Regions from separate parts of the Homo sapiens genome. Here region 1 is linked to region 2. A link is an interaction called in ENCODE POLR2A ChIA-PET data of the cell type or tissue named here. Cell type or tissue: A673. All regions are shown on one strand.

Evidence for each region. ChIA-PET counts read pairs that join two places held together with the same protein. Peaks named below come from ENCODE experiments on the same cell type or tissue, not always from the same donor. Only the 100,000 strongest peaks of a DNase experiment are listed, where the experiment ranks them.
Region 1: POLR2A ChIA-PET joins it to region 2 with 9 read pairs; 2 of 35 experiments call an interaction of 5 or more read pairs at or near these places.

Annotation. Positions count from the first base shown.
Region 1 is chr6:139,573,718-139,576,217 of GRCh38, forward strand. No RefSeq gene overlaps it. Among named protein-coding and RNA genes, the nearest start is that of LINC01625, 100 kb to the left of the region's middle. In A673, no CTCF peak of the experiment used is centred here; no DNase peak of the experiment used is centred here.
Region 2 is chr6:139,472,322-139,474,821 of GRCh38, forward strand. LINC01625 (long intergenic non-protein coding RNA 1625) reads right to left here and starts at 2,275. Exons shown (of 4, transcript NR_033919.1): 1 at 2,245-2,275; 2 at 611-734; 3 at 206-274. RefSeq lists an enhancer at 664-1,164. In A673, no CTCF peak of the experiment used is centred here; DNase peaks (open chromatin) are centred at 1,070 and 2,320; H3K4me3 peaks cover 1,703 bases; H3K27ac peaks cover 2,409 bases.

The DNA of each region.
Region 1 (2,500 bases), 100 kb after region 2:
TTCCTAAATTCACATTTACTGAGATGGATCTTCAGTCCAATCAAAGAAATTGATACCTCAGTGTGTAAAACTCAAAGATTCCCAGGGGATGGGCGAGAAGGGTACAGAATTTACACATCCAGAGGAGTTAGATTCATCTCCCATTGGTGCTCTGCTGGGCTCAGTGGGGAAGTCATTCTGAGCTGGAATTCGGGTGCTTTTGCCTTCACTGGGTCCCTGCTATTTCCTTTTTAGCTTTTATTTTAAGTTCAGGGGTACACGTGCAGGTTTGTTAGATAAGTAAACTCATGTCACAGGGGCTCGTTGTACAGATTATTGTCTCACCCAGGTACTAAGCCTAGTACCCATTAGTTGTTTTTCCTGATCCTCTCTCTCCTTCCGTTCTCCACCCTTTGATAGGCCCCAGTGTCTGTTGCTCCTCTCTATGATTCCATGAGTTCTCATCATTTAGGTCCCACTTATAAGTAAGAATGGGCAATATTTGGTTTTCTGTTCCCGCATTAGTTTGCTACGGATAATGGCCTATAGCTCCATCAATGTTCCTGCAAAGGATATGATGTTGTACTTTTTTATGGCTGCATAGTATTCCACAGTGTATAGGTACCACGTTTTCTTTATCCAGTCTACTGTTGATGGGCATTTAGGTTGATTCCATGTATTTGCTATTGTGAATACTGCTCCAATGAACACATGCATGCATGTGTCTTTATAATAGAATGATTGATATTCTTTTGAGTATATACCTGGTAATGGGATTGCTGGGCTGAATGGCAATTCTGTTTTTAGGTCTTTGAGGAATTGCCACACTGCTTTCCTGTTGAGCTAGTTTGCACCCACACCGACAGCATATAAGCATTCCTTTTTCTCTGCAACCCGCCAGCATCTGCTTTTTTTTTTTTTTTTTTTTTTTTTTTTTTTTTTGAGACGGAGTCTCACTCTGTCACCCAGGCTGGAGTGCAGTGGCGTGATCTCGGCTCACTGCAAGCTCTGCCTCCCGGGTTCATGCCATTCTCCTGCCTCAGCCTCCCGAGTAGCTGGGACTACAGGTGCCCACCACCACACCCGGCTAATTTTTGTATTTTTAGTAGAGACGAGGTTTCACTGTGTTAGCCAGGAAGGTCTCGATCTCCTGACCTTGTGATCCACCCACCTCGGCCTCTCAAAGTGCTGGGATTACAGGCATGAGCCACTGTGCCCGGCCTATTTTTTTGACTTTTTAATAATTGGCTTCACCAAGTCTTAAGTTCCTCTTGCTATCCAACTTAGCTCAAGTCCAAGAAGCCCATTAAAGGGCTAAATATACCGAATCAAAATCAGCAAAGAGCAGAGAATGTCTCTTACTTTCCCATCTCACATGGTCTGAATGTTGGTTTATCCTCCCTCGCATCCCCAATTTATGTGTTGAAATCTAATACCCAATGTGATAGTATTAAAAGGTGGGGACTTTGGGAAATGATCAATGCAAGAGGCTTCTACCCTCATGAATGGGATTACTGCTCTTATAAAAGAGTCTCCAGTGAGCTCCCTTGCCCCACTTTTACCATGGGAGGGCACAGCCACAAGGTACCCTCTATAAAGCAGAGAGCCTTCACTAGACACTAAATCTGCTGGTGCCTTGATTTTGAACTTCCCAGGATCCGGAGTGGCAAGATATACATTTCTGTTGTTTATAAATTACCCAGCTTAAAGTGTTTTGTTATAGCAGCCCGGATGGACTAAGATGCCACCTCTACTTCAATTTTGCAAATGGGTCAGTAAAAATAGTGTCCTTGGTGTGGGCAAGGGTGTAAATTAGTACAGTGAAGACTCAGACAGAAAACAAATCCTCGGAACAGAGGCAATTTATTTTCAAATCTTTGGATTATAGTGAGCAGTTAGAAGAAATCTTAAATGTCATCTAATTAAACTCACTTATTTTGCACATTAGGAAACAGGGTGCTCTGAGCAAGACATCTCCTGACTTGCAGACCCTATACTTTTCATGTAGTTCTGTGTTTGTCTTTAGGATTTTAAAAGCATTATTCTTCTTGGCATTATCTCTGCCCAAACCAGGGCAAAAACGTTTATAAAGTAAGAGGGTGGGTGAATAAACCAAGACTATAGAGCTAGCAAAGGAAAAGGACTCAGACAAGAGACCATGTCCCCTAGTTCCTAATTCAGTGCTCTGTGATTCAGTTGAGCATTAAAGCAAACTAAGGCTGCATAAGAATTAAAATCTGTGATCCTTAGACTCTTACGTAAAATAGGCTGCTGTCTTATTTTCTGTAGTCCAATGGTATCGGTCTCTATAGCAGCGATTCTGATTTCCTTTAGACGGTGGAGTAATTGTCCCCACTCGAGAGTCTGAAAACTCTCAGGGATCCTCTTCTCAAAAAATTGTGTACACACACAATTTGCAGGTTCAGGTGATTCACATAACACCTCAATATGAGGGCAAGACCCTGGGCTGTGAATGAATGTTCTAAATACCAATGCCAGCTGTGTTTGTTTATTGAGTGTT
Region 2 (2,500 bases):
AAAATGCTATGAAAGACAATTATATATCTGACTTTTGTCACTCTATAATTTGGCCTATGCTCTCAGATGTAAGCAAAAATGCAAAACAACATTTGTACTCCTTACTCATATATACTACTTTCCACACTTTGCCTCTGTGAAAAATGCTACATTTCAAGTTCATGACTACAAGCGTTAATGCTGTGAATTGGAAATTACAACATACCTCATTGCATACTCCATTAACTGTTTCCACTTCTCCAACAATCGGAAGCCAGAAAGGCTTGATTTCTAGCTAAAAAGCAAAGCGAGATTGAGGGAAGTTCAGAGACGCCATGAAGGAACTGGTGACCAGAGTCCCTTGCTGCTTATGGAACCCACAAGAATAAAGATAGCCGCTTTTCGGAATTACGATTCTAATTCAGGATTTGTGGAGTTTACTCTAATTTGGTGCTGTTCTGGAAAAGGCTATGTCGAAAAGAATTTGTTTCTAGAGATTTTCAGGAAAGTAGCCAATTCAAACTGCTCAACCCTGTGAGATCATTCCTGGCTGGTAGCAAGAACTTTCTGTCATGTGGGGCTTGCTTGAGAGTGAAGAGTACCCGCATATCCACTGCTTCTGAATTCATACCTGTTGGGGCTTATATGCACACGTACACACCAGCATCTGGGTCTTCATACCCGCTTTTCACACTGATCGTGTGAACTGATTCACAAGCCTTCAAGTGTCCTAGTTAGACCAATTTAGTCCAGCTCTGAAAGAACAGATAGGTAAGATAGACTGTCACATTCCATCAAGTTAATTTCTAATTTCACAATTGAGGTTTTAATAGGACGTCTGGCCTATTAAGGTCTTTTACTCTGTTCAAGAGCAACCAAACACCGCTGCCAATTCTATCATTAAGATCAAGCTGCTGTTCAGCGACCCTCCCCTCGGCTGCCCTTCCGTCTTGGGGCCTTCCCAGCCTGCCTATGGTTAGGAGCCGTTTAAAAAGTTGCACTCATTCTAGTTACACCCTGCCACACCTCCAAGCCTGTGGATGATTTCGTCTGAGTTCCCAGCAGTCTTAAAGCTTTGCCAACAGCAGACGGAGGTATCACGCTGAGCTCTGTGGAGAGAAAGCTTTGCACTGTGCAAGTGACCCATTTGGCACCAGAGAGGGGGAGGGGAAGAGAAATCCTGATGGGCTCCAGGGACTCCTCATCCATCTACTTCTCCCCGGGATCCTCTCCTGGAGGGCTCTTGCAAACACAGTTGCCCCGCCACGGTGGAGGATCATCAACAGAAACCCACGAAACAAGGCCATGCCCCGTGGCACTCTGAGTCAGTCCCGTAGCGTGATTTACCAGCTCTCTGAAAAAAGAAATCTGCTAGGACCTGGGCTGGAACCGTAAGATGTAAAGATGTCAAGTTGAAAAACCTAGGGTGGGCCCAAACCTCCAACTCCCCAGCCCCGATTCCCACCCTGGGAAAATCATTCCAGTGTAAACATTTCTTTTTACATTTAGTATATCTGTGCAAGAAAAACTACTTTATTACTCAACATTAATAACATTCACTTTGAACCTTAATTCTGAAAACCACAGAATTTTTTAAATGCTGTAAATAGCTGACACGGGTGTTCTTCCCTTGCTTTCAAAGGAATTGTTTTTGTAATTACTGAGCAGGGTGAAGCTGAATTTCCCCTGCAGTAAACAGGAGAGTGTGTAATGAGATATCTTAACTAAAAACATTAATCATATTCAGATTAATTAATAATAGAAAACTTTCAGGACATTCTTAATGCTTTAAAAACAAAAAAGCTTTTATTTTTTGAAGTTGTTAGGTCTCCATTCTAGTTCTGAGTACAAATAAATGCCTGACATATGGTCTAAGCCAAATTCCAAAATGTAGCAAAAACAGTGCCTGCATATTTGGCAGGAATTTAAACCAGTTCAGGTCAGTGTCTCTTTCTGCCCAAAGAAGAGTTTCTGCATTTGCACTGAGCTAGGAAAATAACACAGGAAAACATGGGGAACAACACGGAATATTGTAAGCTCCAGTACCCGGCTGGCCAAAGAATAATGTTTGGGGCAACTCTGAAATTACCGCCCAGGCTGCAGTTTGGGTTTGCATAACGTCTTGGAGGACTGTGAGCAAGACAGAAAGTACCGATTGCATTGTTGTAAGGAAATTGCCTTCCCCCTTCTAAAGCTCTCACCTTGCAAATCACCCCCTCTTAGCAAAAGCACATCTTACTTGTTAACTCTTCCCCTGCTACTAACCTTTTCAATCATCCCCCTTCATCATTGCAGAATGGCCTTTGGAACAAAGCAGCATTTTAAAGCCTTTCCCACTAAAAGTTTGCCCCTCCCCCCCTTTAAAGAGGCAGTGTGGGGGTAATTTTCTTTCTTCCTTTCTTTTTTTGTGTTTTTTTTTTGTTTTTTTTTGTTGTTGTTTTTTAAATTTGTTTTTCTGCAGTGTACTCTTGTGAGGTTGTCATTGTTTGGGGGTTGATGGATATTTCTTCAGAGATACCAT